Regions from separate parts of the Mus musculus genome. Here region 1 is linked to region 2. The links are chromatin loops, found by intact Hi-C in ENCODE. Cell type or tissue: gastrocnemius. All regions are shown on one strand. Links, peaks and the distances in the headings refer to the core of each region. The heading gives the core; the rest is flanking DNA.

Region 1 (8,331 bases), core at 266-8,265, 93 kb after region 2:
AAGGACAGTAAAGCGTAAACTAATTTGGGATACATCTTCCTTGAGAAGAGAGAAAATATCGTGAGTAGACAAGGCCAAGGCCATCTGGGAAGCTGTTTCCCCAGGATGTGTCCATTGTGCTCAGGCACCCAGGTACTCTTGAGGCTGCTGTAGCTATGGTCTCAGGGAGCCACTACAACTGCAACTGGCAGCAATCCTTGCCCTTCCAAGTGATACTGAGTTAGCAGGTTTCCACCCAGATTTCAAAGAAAAGCCTGAGAGGTTGAGAAATATGTGATAAGAAGAGAGTCCCTGCACTATGACGTCATTGAGTGGAACCATCCCAAGAAAGTTCAGATGGGCTGCATGCAAACAGCAAAGCCAAATGGCAGGGTTGCCCAAGCCCTCTGGAGCCTACAACATACCTCAGAAGACAGACAAGGAGCAGCAAGCTTTAAAGTTTGCCTTGATGGGTCCATGCAATCCTTACTGGCTATTCCGTTCTACATTTTAGAATGGAAATGTTTACTCTGTGCCCTTGTGTGTGTAACTTTTTTTTTTTTTTTTACAGGAACTCATATAGCTGAGATATTGCCTCAAGTCTTAGAAGAGACTTTGGACTTTTGAGCAATGTTGAAATATAATACATTGGGGACTCTTGAGATAGAGTAAATATACAAATACATTTTGGGGCCCAGGGTGGAAAGCTGTAAATCTGAAATGTGCCCCTTGGGCTTATTTGAACATTTGGTCACCAGCTGAGGGCACTATTTTTGAAGGTGCTAAAAACATCAGAAGGTGAAACTTAGTAGAAAGAAGTAGGTGGCTGGAGGCAGGTTCTTTGTGTGTCTGTCTCTGCCCTTTGTCTGTCTTTCTCTGTTTCCTGGCTTCCGTTAGGTTGAGTTCTCTAAGCTACCATATCTATCCTCTGTCGTGATGGACTGAGTTCTCAGAACCGGAAGCCAGAACAGAACTTTCCTCCCAGAGGGTGTTCTGGGAGCTGCCTGGCATGTGAAGTACAAGAAGGCATATAGTTTCAGACATAACTAAAAGAATAAACACAGGCGGCAGTGCTTTTAGGGTACATTCTTAACCCTTTCTATACTGCCTCTTAGTGAAGGGAAGAGTGTACATTCTTTCCTAGAGGCCAGCAATAGCTTCAGAGGGTAGAGCAGGGGAACCAGGCAAGAAAGCATTCAAGGAAGGTAGATTAAAAAGTGCATAGAGGGGCAGGGGATGTAAGTGGGTTGGTAGAGTGCTTGTCTAGAATACATGATGCCCCAGGGTTTAATCCTGAACACTATAAGAAAAAGAAAAAAAGAGGGGAGCAGGAACAACAAAAGCATGAATACAGAGCTGGGAAAAATCTGATGCCTGGGCTCAGCAGTTAAGTAATTATACTCACTGCTCTTCAGGAGGACTAGAGTTCAGATCCCAGCTCCCAAGTCAGGCAGATCACAACTGCCCGGAACTATGGCTCCAAAGAAATCCAACACCACCTTCTGGTCTCTAAGGGAAAAATATGCATATACATGCATATAAATAAAAATAAATCTTTCTTTAAAAAAAAAATCCGGTAATCAAAACCGCTCTCAGGGCCAGTAAGATGGCTTGGTAGATAAAGGCATTTGCCAAGCCAGCCTGGAAACCTGAGTTCAACCCCTAGATGCCAGCTCACTACAAAGCAAAAGACATACAGAAGATGAGACTTCTCGTTTCACAGAGACTGAAGGTCACGAGATATAACAAGCTTGCCCACAGTGACCCAGGAAGCAAGAGGGGGGCTGGAATGTAACTCCAGTCTTTCCAATCCAGTACTAACGAGTTAATAAGTCTTCTTGAAAGCAATATTTTATATTTAATTTCCACAAAAGAAACATTTTAAGAAAAAGCATGCCGTCCATCCACAGGGCCTACAGCAAGAAGGAATTCATTCTGAGGGATTTCCAAAGGCTCCAGAGAGGATACAGTATCTTATAAGAATCTTTTGAAACTAGAGAAAGCAGAAGTGGGGGACCCTCAAATCAGAAGAAAGAGTATAAATCAAGAACATCTGAAACTGCTTGGTGTGATCAGAGCAACGGTAGTCTTACAAGGTAATGTGGAAAGGAGATGGCCAGGACAGGGTGACTGCACTGCACTGCCAGGGACCTCCCACACTGCGTTTATAACTGTACTCTAAGCTCCAAATCCCAGGTGCTTAGACGCTTGCAGGACCAGAGGCTGCCATGTGTCTGGGAAAGAGAATCCTGGAAACCAGGCAAAGTAGAGAGAAAGCAACAGTGGCCTGAAGACAACTGACTGCTTCCAGCCTGCAGGGGAATCTGAGGACTCAGACATATCAGCACTAAGCGGCATTTTAAGAGCTTGAGTGAGGATGACATTACTTCACATCGCCCCCTCTGCCTCTCTATCCTGCAAGGCAGGTCTCAGCATTCTTCCCATTTCACAGATGACAAAACTAGCTCAGAGGCCATTAGCTGCTCCAAGTCAAATGATGCAAAAAAACAGGGGCAAAGCTCAGGCTTGGTGCATTTCCACACAAAAGAAGAAGAGCAAGTCCAACACTTTTAAAGAGCCCTGGGATAAAATCAGGCACAGATGGAGCTACACAACAAATGGGAGCAAGCAAAACACCATTAAGTTTCTTTTTTAAATGTTCATAATTTGTATATCAAATCAATCATTCTTTAAAATTCTTAATTTGCCTTGTTAAATGTTGCCATGTTAAAAATATTTACCCTTATGTTCAAAGAACAATACATGTATCTCTATGACACTAAATAAGAGTAAAACTCTCCTACTTTCTTAATGAAAATAGGCTCATATAAAACCTGTTACAGTCAATTTGAAGGCCTATTTTGTTTTACATTCTGAGAATTTAATAGCGGACTTCATCTGGGCTACATTTCCAGCCCTAACTACTTTTTAAATGATTAAACATTTGTGGCGTCCCAGCGATGGGGAGGCTGACATGGGAGGACCCCTGAGGCTTGCTGGCCAGTCACCCTTGCTGAACTAGTGAGTTCCAGGTTCAGTGAGAGACCATGACTCAAATCCCAGCATTTCAAAGTCAGAGGCAGACATAGCTCTAAAGTACTTGGCCAGCCTAATCTACCTAGTGAGACCCTATCTCAAAAGTAACACCTGAGGGCTGGAGAGATGGCTCCGTGATCAAGAGCACGGGCCGGTCTTCCACAGGACCGGGGTTCAATTCCTAGCAACTGCACAGTGGCTCACAACTGTATGTAACTCCAGTTCCAGGGGATCTGACACCCTTACACAGATATACATGCAGGTAAAATACCAATACACATCAAATAAATATTTTTAAAACAATTATAAAAAACATCTGATATTGATCACTGGCCTCCACGCGTTAAATATACATGCACCCAAACACACACATTAATATATAATTATAATTCAATGTTTGTCTAAGAGAAGATAGTGGGGAAATATGATAAAGGGACATTATAGAGATATATAAATGAACTTGTGAAAGAACACGTTTTAAAAGTACATCAGTTGGCAAGAATAGCAACTAAATCTACAATAATAAGTATCAACTGCAAGAAGCCTCCATGGGTATTTCAAATGCACAGTTCCAGAATGGTTTTTGTCATAAAGATCCTGAGACCTAGTTAAGAATGGTTCAGCCCAAAACATCTGCGGGCGAATATTTGACCTTCAGAATGCAGAGTGACAGATATTTTTCCCCTTCTTTTAAATCTGAAGTCTCTAAAACCGACAAAGTGTCATGCAACGGGTCCTATACTGGTGGCAGAAATCTTGCGTGGGGTTTTCACTGCATAGGCTTTTCCATGGCATCACCTGTTATCCAAACTGCACGTCCCCGGCTCCTCGGCAAGCCTCTCCTACCGTTTCCTTAGCAAGCCAAGAACCAGAAACGCAAAATGCATTGTCAGTTACTTGGGCAACAAGGCAAAGCAGGTGATGAGACCCAAGAACCCCGTTTAGTAAATGACTCCGGAGTCGCATGTCCCCCTCCCGTTTATCCCCCATCTCACTTTTCTTGGTTAAACCTTTAAGGTTTGTCTACAGAAGGGCAAACACTGAAGGGAGGGGCTGCCAGGTTCGGGGTCTGCTCCCCACTGCTCGCCCTGTCCTGGCCTCTACGCAAAGCGCTCAGCCCTGGCCCGGCGTCCACCGGGAGCTCCCGGGACGCCGGCCGGAAGCCGGGCCGCGAGGGTCCGGGCGGTGGCGCGCGCAGGCCGGCGACTCCGGGGCCTGTCACTTCTGCCCTCGGCCGTCACCTTCTTCGACCCCGCGCCATAGGCCCGCGTGCCCGCCACTCACCGCGCCGCGCCCGCCCCCGACCGCCGAAGGACAAAGCTGAGGGCGCGGGGCGAGGCGAGGCCGCTGTCCTCAGGCCGGGCCGCCTCAGCCCGCCGCGGCCCATTGTGCGCACTCATCGCACGCCGCCCGCGGGGTCCTCGAGCCGGACATCCCTCTGGCCCGCCACCCGCCACGGCCCCGCTCCCGGCCGCCGCCTACCTGCCAAGGCTACCGGGTGGGCGCCTCTCCTTGCGCTCCGAGGGCTGCAGGCGGCTGCCGAGCGCCGGGCGGCCCTGGCCTGCGCCTTACGTAAAGCGGCGGCGGCCCCAGCGCCAGGCGGCGGAGGGCGGGAGGCGGCGCGCGGCAGCCGCTCCGCTGCGTTACCTGGCAACAGCCTCAGCGCCCGGCCAGCCAACGCCGCGTTCCATATCCTTCCGCCCAGGCGCCGGGATTACATCAGCGCGCCGGGGCTCCGCCCTCGTGCTGTGTGGGTGGGGGAGCAGCAGGCGCGCAGGACTGGATTCTGGGGTCCTGAAGATCCTGACACCACGAGGCCGACCTGAGGATCCGAGGCTTTGAAGCTTTACCAGGCCCTGAGAGAGGGCTCCTGGGTCGGTGACCTCCCGCTGGGTCACTGAGACCCGGCTTTGCAGAGCCCTTCCAACACAAACCCCCGCGTTACACCTGTCCGCGCCCCCTCTTCGCCATGTCCTGGAATGGCTGGAGTGGGCGGCTTAACATAAAGACTTCAATTAAAAACAAAAAGTGACATGGCTTTTTTATGTTATTATTAAGTAGGCAAAAAATAAAAGACCTTCTGGAAGATTCGGAAGTGGGAGCCAAAAATGTGCACTAACCTTTTAATCAAAAGCCTCTTCCCACCTACTCACCTTCCCTAAATGTGACTCCTAGGCTCTTCCAGAAAAGCAGATGTAGATGTCAGAAGTACCAGGAAGAAAAGCCAGAGATGTGCCTTCTATACAAAGGCAAGAACAGGTCCCGTAGGGGAGTGACCTGCATGTAGTTCATCAAACTCATTGAGCACCGCCAGGCACCAGGCCCTGTTCTTGGGTTCAGAGTCTGAGACCCGGAGTTCCCAAGCTCAGCTCAGGCTTCTGGGAGGAGCAGAGAACTGGAAGTACTTTTCTGCTGAGGTAGGCTGGACTCTTGTATGCAAGCCAAGGTCAGGAACCTAAAAGAACTGTCCTTTCATAGAATCCATACTGTTCCAACAAACATCTTTTCACTCTCCCGGAGAAACCCAAAGTAAAGCCTTCCTGGAGAGACCCGGAACAGGCTGGGGAGTGGGTGACGCCTCGGGATGGAGGCAGAATTTGAGCACAGGCCTTTGGCTCTATTGTCGGGGATCTTTTCCTTCACCCAAGTCTTACCCTTCCTTAGTTTGCTCCCCCTTTTGTTGCCTCGGGGTTCATTTGAGGTGAGTCACAAGCCACAGTTTTATTTACTACACATCTTTTGGTTACCTGTTCCAGGGCGGGCAGCCAGGCAAACTCATATAACATGCGAGAGAGTGGAAAATCCAGGGTCATCTGAGAGTGAAGGTGGGCATAAATGGTGTCAGGATCTTCAGGACCTCAGAAGCCAGGCTTGCACAGACCAGGGAAACATTTCCCTAAATATGGAGAATTTGCACACATTTTTTGGTACATACATCCATAATAACATTAGTGTCTCCTAGTCTGTACCTTCTGTAAAGGCATATCGATAGTAGGGCAGTTTTAAAAGAGTAACAAAGTATCGCAAACATATGAAAGGAAAGATAACACAGCCACTTTGTAGCCATCCTGTTGACTATAATCTGTGTGTATGTGTTCCTCGGGTGATTGTGGGCAGGCACCTGTGGAGGTCAAAGGGTAACATCAGTTATCAATCACACTCCATCTTATGTTTTTTAGACTTATTTATTGATGTGTACTAATGGATCGCAGTGTGGGGTCAGAGGACAACCCACAAGAGTCCGTTTCTCTCCTTCTACCGTGTGAATTCCAGGGATCAAACTTAGGTCCTCAGGGCAACAAACTTTTACCCACCGAGAATCTCTCATCAGCCCTCTGTCTTTTGTGTTTGTGTGTGTGTTTTGGTTTTTAACCTTGTGAGACATTGCCTCTCACGGAACCTGGAGCTCATAGGTTCAGCTAGACTGGCTTGCTAGCCAGCTCGGGGCCGGGGGGGGGGGGGGGGGGGTGGGGGGTGGGGGGGGGCTTCCTGTGCTCCCTCCCCAGTGCTAGAATTAAAGGCATGCACTCCTTAGGCCAGGTGTGGTAGTGTGCCAACACCCAAGAAGCAGTGGCAGGCCTCCTGATCTCTGTGAGTTCAAGGCCAACCTAGTCTACATAGTGAGTTCCAGGTGTACATAGTGATGTACATAGATGTCATAGTGACATAGTGACACCCTGTCTTAATAAGAAAAAAAGAAAAGAAAAGAAAAAAAGAAAAAGGCATACACTCTTGCTCCCACTTATTTTTTAAATGTGGATACTGGGGATCCAAACTCATGCAGGTGCTTTTACTAACTGGGCAGTCTCCCCAACCTCCCCCCGCCCCCCCAAAACAAAAAACTTTACTTTTGTTACTCAATCACAGGCCAGGTTTTTTTTTATAAACCACTGATTACTAAACCTTGAAGAATTTCCTGAAAGAAAAAAAAATCATAGTAGCTTGGAGGATTTGGAGGCAGTGAGGAAGTCACAGAAGACTGAAAGTGGTTTCCTTTGTCTTAATGAAGTAACGCCTGCAATTCCGACTGTACTGATCGGGAGCTCTGGAAGGTGTGTGGACTGCAGTCTCAGGACCTTTGCACCTGTGGAACCTTTGCCCAGGCTCTCCAGATCTTTGCCTCGCTGGCTCCTTCCCGTTCCAAGGTCAGGTCCAGTGTCAGCCATACATATATACTTTCCCTGATGCCAATTTATAGCAGTCTGCTTCCCAGTCCTGCAGTGTTTCTCGGGTCCCAGTTCTGAGCAATACTTGAGAGTATCTTGTTTGTGTGTTGGTTTTCACATTGAGACCCTTTTTCCAGGAGAGTGGTGTCCTTGTCCAGGGGGTTCATTTATGCAATTTGGTCTTCTATGGCTACTCTTTCGGAGAGCTCAGACTCAGCAGTACCCTGCCTTCCACTTGCCACTCTACACGTGTCTTCCTTAAAGTTGCTGCCTACAGATCAGCTGAGGTGAACTCAGGATAACTTCGGCTCTGGTGCCATAGCTGTGGTCCCCAGGGAACACAAATGAGGCCAGAGGCCCCTGCTGAAACAGAGTAGCAAAAGAAGAAACAGTGGCAGAGCTCCCATTCATCTCTGAAAAAAAAAATCATCATCATAGTTGTGTTTGTTCGCTCGCTCTCTCTCTCTCTCTCTCTCTCTCTCTCTCTCTCTCTCTCTCTCTTGCTCTCTGGCTCTCATTCTGCCAGTGTGTGTGTATGTGTGTGTGTGTGTGTGAGAGAGAGACAGAGAGAGAGAGAGAGAGAGAGAGAGAGAGAATCTCAGGTTCAGAGACATAAACCACTTATCTGACCCCTGCACAAAGACACATGATGGGTGGGTGGAAATGACAACCACCCCACCCCCACCCCCACCCCGATTTGACTCAGATCTTCTCAGCCTTAGTAGGGGTCCTGGAGGGCGCCAGCGGAGGCAGAGTTTGCCACACATATGCCTGGTGAATGACAGGCTAGAGTTGGAGGGTGTTTTGTGGCATTCGATAACACTCTGGTGAATTGAAGGCAGAGCCAAGCCTCCTCGGAGCTTGGATCTTCTTTACCCAATCTCCCTGATTGAGCCTCAGTTTCCCCATCTATACAGCAAGGGGCTTTGGGAGGCATGAACTGGGTTACTGGGTAGAAACCAGGCCCCACTTGCCTTACCTCACTGCCACAGGAAAGCTAATACCATCCTCATCTTTAAAATGCTCACAATAATCGTGAGTATCAGACATCAAGGATTGCTTTTGAAGGAAATGAGCCTCCTACGGGGTCCAAAACAGTACCCTATTCACAGTAAGCCAAACACCAGCATTAGCTCCAGGCTTCCAGAGC
Region 2 (8,331 bases), core at 215-8,214:
TGGAGCACAGCCACTACTACTCGAAAGTCAGGGACAACCAGAGGAGCCACTGAGTATGGCCTGTTAGGGCCTTGAGCTGACCAGATTCTTGCTACAGGGCCTGACCAAACCCCTCACACTGCATGAACTGGGATGAGGCAGTTGTAGCATGTCAAAGCCACTGGGACTGCAGAGGGCAGGTGCAAGATCTTGAACAAGCACCTGGTAGCCATACCATCTCTCACTCCTCCTGGCCATGTGGAATGTTTATACCTAGAACCCTGAGCCCCAGAACCAGCTGGTGCCATCAGTGTCACTGGAGCAGTCAGCTCCAGTGACTGCCAGCCTGACCATGTGAGGTGACTGACTATTCTGAAAATACTCAAGAGCCTACAGTGCAAGGCAGTGCTGGGCCAGCAGGGCTTCCTGGTCTTGGTGCTTTCAACAAGTAAGCACTCAATGAGCAGCTTTCAAGGTCTGGGCCATGCTCTCTGTTCCTAGGCTCCTGGGGGGAAAGCAGGTTGCAGGGAACTATAGTTGGTCACTTACCACATGTCTAGAACCCACCATAGGATGCTCAGTGTCAGAGCACTGGTGGCTACAGAAGTGGCCGGCTGCTTAGACAAGAGGTGGAGGTCTTTCTGAATGCTGGGATGGTCATATTCCCAAGGACAGGTACAGGTGAAGGCTGGCTAACTGCTACTTAGCACTGTCCCTGCTCTTGCAGGCAGAGCATCTGTAAAGCACCTGAGCTGACAGTCTGTAAAGAAACCACATAGAAAGCAGAGGGGGCAGTCAACACAACCTGTGGGCACATCTGGGCTCAGGGCAAGTCAACAGGGAAAGGGGCTTAGCCACCTCATGGGATGTGCCTGCTGGTACCCAGGAAGAATGTCATGTCCTTAGTCCCCCACTGAGCTAGGAAATTCAGTGTCAGTTACAGGAGATCAAAGAGACAAAAAGGAATGTTCTACCTGTCAATGAGGCCTCTGCTCAATCTTTGCTGGGTAACAGGCTTTCAAGCCTCAGTTCGGACTGCAGGGCAGCCTAGGAAGTCTGTAGCATGGCTGTGCCCCTGTGGGCACCCAGACCTAGAGATAGGTATCTACAGGGTACCTACAGGGACCTACAAAGTTTTCTTTTACTCTTGTTCAAACACTGACTGGTTGTTTATTGTTGTTGTGTATACACATTGTGTTTATGTGTTACTGTGTACATACATAAGTGTGTGAGTGCAGTACATGGCAGGCATGCATTCAGAAGTCAGAGGCTAACTTTGTAGGTCATTCTGTCTCCATCTTTCCGTGGATCTCGGGGATCAAGCTCCATTCAGTGAGCACCTTTCCCATTGAGCCATCCTGCTGACTTCTGTGTACAATGGACTCTATTCACATTAACATGGAGACTTTTTCCCCTCCCAGAATAAAACACAACGAAGAAGACTTGTCTATCAGGGAGGGACAGGACCTGCTTGCTCTCCCAGCTCTGGGAGGCTGACTGTCCTCAGGCAAGGACCGGGCTCTCTCTTGTTCTTCTCAGTTCAGAAGAGGCTGCTTATTCACTTTAAAAGATTGCTATGATAAATAAAAACAACAAACATTTTTTGAAATTTTTATTTGGTGTTAACTCCACAAGAAAACAAAACAAAACAAAAAAAAAATCAGTTACTCTGGTGTACGTGAAATCAGAACAATACAACCACGGGGGGAAAATCAGCCCAGGAACGGAGCTGATACTTCAGTGCTACGGATGTGCAACGCGCTTCATACCACAGTGCGCTTCAGCGTTTGCCAACTTTTTTTAATGCTTTTTTTGTGATCATCCATTCAAGAAACTAAAACCACACTTTAATTCTGTACCAAAGCCTCTGAGCTTCAGCCACTTACTACAAAAGAAACCAAATACAGAATCTAGTCATCCCTTTGCCTTTGATGACCCACCGTATCCCCTGTGGGGGGCCTCTCCCCACAACCACAGCTGAGGAGGGAGGCTTCTTTGCCACCTGGAGCCTTTTCCTGATAAACATTGGCTGTCCAGGTCACCCAAGCTCATGGCTGAGTATGAAATCCATTTGGTCATAGCAACAATTTCTAGGGTAATCTTGATGGCATTGATTTTAGGAATTTACAACTTCCAATCCTTTTTGCCTTTGATGATAGGTTATATTTCAGTGCAGATGTTAATCAGATTTTAGGAAGCTCCAGAAGAAAAAAATACATAAAATGTATCTGATACCTGTAAATAAATAAGAGCAACATGAACCCTTCTACATGCACACACGCACACGCACCACTGTCAGTGTCAGGATGTGCTGTATGAAACAGACCCTAAGATGGCAAGAGGCCCCAGCCAGCAAGCCAGAACGACAGTGCCTGCACAGGCTCCACGGTGTTTCCTGTGTTCCTGAGAAACAGGCAACAAACTCAAGTACTACCAGCAAGGCCCGAGGGGCAGCTCCACTCCCAGCTAAGAAGCCACACGCATGCCCAGTGCCGTCCCACTTGCTGGTGAGGCCAGTTCAACTACTTAAGACCTCTCCGCTACTCCTGATGTTCTGGACATGCTGAGCTCATGTCACAGACAAGGTGTTTTTAAAAACAACAAGTTAGTTAAAAGAGAAAAATCATTTTGGATGTTTAGGTTTTACACAATTGGCCCTACTAGCACCTGTGGCAGTGCTGCGAGAGAGATCCGAGGTGATCAGCACGCTTAGATGCAACTGTGTGAGGCCTGCTGCCTGCCTGCTGCACCAAGTCCCACGAGTCGATAATCAGAACAGCAATCACACAGGGAAGTGTGTGGGAAGTTCCTCTACCAACCCCAGCCCACAAGCAGAACTTGCCCAGAGCATTCTCTCAAACACAAAATGAGATACAAGCTACACTACATCACAGCCACGAGAGCAGCTAGCTGCAGCAGCCAAAGATTTCTTTGGGGTAAGAGGTGGCCTCACTGCATGTCCAATGTTTTGAAGTTCACTTGGAGAATTAAGTTCAGTGTCGTCACCAGATAACAATTTACAAGTAAGGTCCTCAACTATGCACTGGAGAGGCAGCTCAGAGAACCCCACTATGCCTGCTATGGACACACTGCAGTAGCAGAACTCACCCATCTAACCCAGGCCTCAAATCCTTGGCTTCTTCAGCTAGCAAGAAAGTCACAAGCCACAGTAACTTCCATGGTACTTTAGGGGAATCCTAAGAGAAAGCACAGTATTCTGTAAGTCTCTAAAGCACACCCTTGTGTTCCTACAGCAATGTCCATGAGATCTTCTGAATGAGCCTGCAGATGAGTCACCATGCTTCCCTCCTCCTTCAGCAAGGCCCTGACCCACTGCAGGGGAGGACTGATCTCCTGGCTCAGAGAACAGAGCTAGAGTCTCTGGACGGTGGCGGTTGTCGCCACGGTGCTGACAAGGTGATGGCGACACAGCCGCCAGAGGGAGGCCTGCAGCTGCGATGCAGAAGCGGGACGCACTAGGACAAGCACATGCACACCCATTCCTCATGGACAGCACAGTCTAGTCTACTTCAGAGAGCAAGAACTTAACAGCTTGGAAACAAATCTTCAACAGGACAGCCGTCCTCAACGCTAAAATAAGCAAGAAGAGAAAGGTAATCACTGATGTGGATCAGTTAATTGAAGAAGAAACCTAAGTTGCTGCTTTAGACTAACAGGCCTCACACAAGGCAATTGCCCATCACAGCCATTTTCAATGACTGGTACTACTCTGCAGGGTCAGAGATGTGTTCGGGAGAAGAGCTCCTCTCTGCTGGGGCCCACCCACTCTCCGCCGGCTTCGGAGCCTGTGTCGCCCGTGTCAGAGCTGGCACTGGAACACATCTTCCTGTGGAGGCCATTTGGTTTTGTCTCAGAACCTCTCTCTCCTGTGCATCTTGCTTCATAAACAGAAGACACCTACAATTCAAGAAACAATTTTCAATACACCAAAAATCAGACAATCCCCCCAAAGGCTGATCCTATTCATAGACAGATGAAGTAGCAATCACTGATATCTCCTATAGAAATCTATAAAAACGTGAAGTCGCACTGTTTCAGAGGCATCTCTTCTTTGCCCTTGAAGGGTCCAATCCTAATTCTGCACATCTAGCCACAAGAATCTATGTGCCACACTAGGGTAGGACAATGGGACTCCTTAACTCTCAGCAAGTCTTTGAATACCTGGTTCAGGGTAGCCCATGAAGCGTTGCCCAGGCTCCCCTAAGTAAACAGACATGGTAATGCACAGGGGCTCACAGTTCCAGCAGACAAACAAACCAAAGGACAAAGCTTCATACTATAGACATGAGGATACTGGTTAAGGGGCACTCTGAACAGGGGCAGAGCGCTCCAGAAGGTGGCACTCCTGAGCAACGGCTGGTGCTCTGCACAGCAGTGCCAGGATCATCAAGTGTGGTATAGAGCATCTTCTTGTGTTTATAGGAAGGCTGGCATCTGGAGCCCCAAAATACTCGACGGCAATGGTAGCCCTTTCATCAGTTACAGCAACTAACACTATTTCCCAGTGCATCACAATATCCACCATTAGCATCACCCCATCACAGTCCCTGTTTCTGAGCTCAAGGTGGACACACAGAAAAGCTATGTGAGAGCAAAGCACACAAGGCTTCCGGGCATGGAGGGAACCTTCCAAGTGCACAGCCATGGGAGCACGGATCCCACAGCCAGACTGTTGGGGTACGCAGCCCTATGCTCCATCTCCACATACCTCCATTTTGTACTCTGCAAATAGATGAGTGTGCCAAGAATGAGTGTGCACAGGGGTGTTTTTAGGTCACTGTCTTGCAGAATGGCACTAATTGTCAAGGACAAGCAGACGCAAGGACAAGAAAAGCTGTGGCTGCTGTTGAGGAGTAGCAGTGGAAAAGATGGTGTGGAATAAAGAAATGGATGGAAAGTGGAGGTGAGATACAATAACAGGCTGGCAGACACTGGGCAGAGGTGAGAGGAAGAGACAGGTAAAGAGAGACCCTGAGGGAGGAAGGCTATGGGGAGGCCTTACATGTGGGCTTGGACATGTTAACACAAACTGGTAAGTCAGTGGGATTAGCACTATATGGTGCTTTGGAAAATTCTTACAGAGCTTGAGCTAACATTGATAACTCTGAGAAGAAAACAGGTTTCCTTCAATTCACTGGTCTTAACTTGCCTAACAGTGGAAGGCTTGAGTCTGAGCTAAAAGTAGGTCAAGGTCTTGAATGCCTTCATGGTACTCACAGGCATGTTGGGGAGACATAAGTGTCTGGGATGGTGCGATTCCACCCAGAGAGTACACAAGAGCACAGAAAGGGCACAGGGTCTGTCCCACACAGGTTGGAAAAGTATACTGGAAGGAAAATGCTGCCCAGGACTGAACAAGAAACAACAGCTTAGTACAGCATTTAAGACCCCCTGTGCCAGCAGTGTAGTGTCAGTGGGGACGTTAGGGGCTGTTCATGAAGGTCTGGCAAATGGTTGGGGCTTGTGGTTAGGGTTAGGCAGATCCAAAAAAAAGGGCCAAGAGGAGAAAGGCAACACTCAGGATCTGGGAACATGGGCCAGGGGTGGGTCACAGGACCCTCAAGTGTGTGACTAGAATGGAAGGGAGGAGGACAGTCCACTTACCCTATTAAAATCTAACAGACGCTCTTCACGACTGGGTGTCTCTTTAGCATCTGGACATTCTTCTATACCATTCTCTCCCTTGGCATTTGTATAACATTCTTAACCATTTTGAATGGAGAAGGGAAAAGAGGGAAAGGGGGAAATTCAATTAAGACAGTTGAAACACACACCCTTGTTTCACCTCACTGAAAAGCTAGGCCTCCCCACCCTCTGGAGGTTTAGGTTGTCATTGAAAGCACAGCCAGTCTGAAGTGTATGAGAAAACATGACACTAGCTGAAAACTTCAGCCACAAGTATGTAATGAATAATAAAAACCAGGCCAGCATAAGCATACTCTACTGTAAAACATTGTCTCAACAATTCAACAAATATTTACACAGATCTATGATGTAATGGTCCTGGGCCACAGGGGAAAAGACTATAAGACCCATGCTCTCAAGAATGAGTGTCAAGTGGAGGGTGACGGTCAATGCACCACAGATATGCTCATGGAACAGCAGAGGTTCCAGACAGGCAGCCCAATGAGAAAGCAAAGCAGGTCACTAGCTGGCCTGTTCTAACTCAACAGCATGCCCACGGGCCTGTTAACACCTGTGCACATGGAGGCTCATGGTCCAGTTAGCCAAGGCTCACAGAATGAGAAGGCAATGTGGACTGGAGTTGGAGGAATCCAATCAGCAGCAGCTTCAACTGTGTTTTATCTATGCACTATAATATTTAGCCACCTAAGGAACTTGGAGAAGCCTATGCCTCAGGAGATTGACCATCAGTCCTTCTGAGAAGTTTCCAGGTGACTCCTGAGCACAGCCCCTGTGCTGAACCTAGTCTTGGTTTAGCCTAGCCTCTTGTCCACTGACCCAAGAAGAAGATAGCTGTGATGGAGTCAGAGAGAAGGATGGAGACTCCAACCAGCTAGTTCACACCTGGCTCCGACAGAGCTCAGAAATGCTGATCCTTTAGCATCTCTGCTCGATAGTGTTATACCACAGGTGTCAATGGGTGCTCCGGCTCCCATGTGCCCGAGTCACAGAAGACAAGGCCAGCCTTAGTGAGTGCTATACTCTTGGGCACCAAGTGCAGACTTTGCTTGCCATGTGGATATTCTTCATAACCTATCAGTCCTGGGCATTACTTGAATAATCCTGGCTTGGAGTGACAAGAGCCATAATAGATGCCAGGTTCTAACTTGTGACATGACTCTCCAAGCCACATACCCAACCTCTTTAAAACAGAAGCAACATCATTCTCTTCAAAGAGGTGCTATGTGAGAAGTGGACAGGTACAGCAACATTTTCTATAGCCACCAACTGGAACATGGGTTCTGGGCGGCTGGGAGGCCACTGAGCTCGAGTGGCCTCATTTCATCCCATTCACTCCATACACACAGCAGGGCCCGAAGAGAGACTGTGCAAGGGAAGGTGGCTCTTTTCTGGTTGAGAAATGCTATGTTCATCTTCACACCTCCACTCAGGGGTTTGGCTAAGAATCATACTGAGCTCATCCCATGGGCTTATTAATGCTCCCAGTGACAGCTATAGTTTGTTGAGCAATCACTGCATGTGGGTTACAGTTACAGGCACCTTGCCTGCTGAAGAGGCATCTTTATTCCTCACTATCATCCCAATAGGGATGGCTTCCTTTTACAAATGCAGACAACAACAGAGCAACGAAACCCAGCAGTTACCCACAGAGGCACAAGGCTCCAGCTAGCCTTGCTCCCCCATCACAGTCTGTGCAGCTCCCCAAAGGGCTCACTCTACAGAGACTGGACAATGCATGCCAATAGCAACTAAGCTTCCAAGCACACCACAGCCAGAGTAAGCACTGGAGAACACCACCAAGCCCTCTGCAGTCTCTACCACACTCCTCAGCACGCTACCTGTGCCCCGCCCCATACTGCTCCTCCAATCCCAGCTGCTGTGGTCTGTGCTCTGCCTCCAGGCCCACTGAGAAGACACACATCCAGGACGGGCAGCCAGTGTGTTTATACATCCCCAGAGCAGCACTTTGATCAGAGACACATATACACAGAAGTACACAGGGCAGGGTTCTCAGCAGGACACACCCTGTCTCCTCTGCCAACTCAACAAGGAGACAGTCTTTCTCCCGTGGGATACTCAGAGTTCTAGTTAGCCAGTGTCCAGAGCAGCACATGTTGATTACTAACCATTTCTAATACTAGAAGCTTCAGGAATGCCTATCCTTTCGAGGGGGTGAACAGCTAGTTATCCTCCTGCATAGCCTCCATGTGAGGCAACAGAAAGAGTACTTCATACTGTCACTGTTTAGGGAGCTTCCCAAGGATTAAACTCACAGCTGTCACTCAGAAGGCTGGCTACCATTTCGTCTCCACCAAGCTTCCCTATGCAGCATTTCGCATACACATACAAAAGCATTATATCCATTCACTGGCTCCTGCCAACAACAGACTGCATATCCAAGATGCAGAGCTGAACTGGAACTGGCTCCTACTAACGAATGACACAGTGAACCAAACTGAGGCAGTGCTTCTAAAAATCATCCCCAAGGAAGTAGCATCTTTGCTACATGGTGATAGACCTCTTCCTGTCCTCACTCTTTATGCAGAGGAGCTTCTGAGGCACAGCTATGGGGGTCTGACTTGGACTGTTAGCTGCACCTGTCTGAAACTCATCCAGCTTCTAGATGGATCACTCAGGAGGTTGGGTGGATACTCCATGGCCCTGACATCTTCCTCACCTTCTCTC

What was found. A loop is a pair of places that touch in the nucleus more often than their neighbours do. Peaks named below come from ENCODE experiments on the same cell type or tissue, not always from the same donor. Only the 100,000 strongest peaks of a DNase experiment are listed, where the experiment ranks them.
Region 1: a loop joins it to region 2, with 2.3 times the contacts of the local background. A loop is called at or near these places in 14 of 42 quality-filtered maps.

What each region holds. Positions count from the first base shown.
Region 1 is chr5:36,691,358-36,699,688 of GRCm38, forward strand. D5Ertd579e (DNA segment, Chr 5, ERATO Doi 579, expressed) reads right to left here and starts at 4,664. Exons shown (of 9, transcript NM_001081232.3): 1 at 4,498-4,664. It overlaps Gm32725 (a long non-coding RNA gene), which reads right to left. Exons shown (of 3, transcript XR_868354.3): 3 at 6,877-7,594. In gastrocnemius, for the core only: a CTCF peak has its summit at 4,206; DNase peaks (open chromatin) are centred at 3,865, 4,320, 4,697, 5,348 and 1 more place; H3K4me3 peaks cover 3,027 bases; H3K27ac peaks cover 5,889 bases.
Region 2 is chr5:36,598,907-36,607,237 of GRCm38, forward strand. It overlaps D5Ertd579e (DNA segment, Chr 5, ERATO Doi 579, expressed), which reads right to left. Exons shown (of 9, transcript NM_001081232.3): 8 at 5,605-5,702; 9 at 1,579-3,897. The coding sequence ends at 3,718. Among named protein-coding and RNA genes, the nearest start is that of Tbc1d14, 21 kb to the left of the region's middle. In gastrocnemius, for the core only: a CTCF peak has its summit at 4,333 (motif pointing right); a DNase peak (open chromatin) is centred at 4,344; H3K27ac peaks cover 474 bases.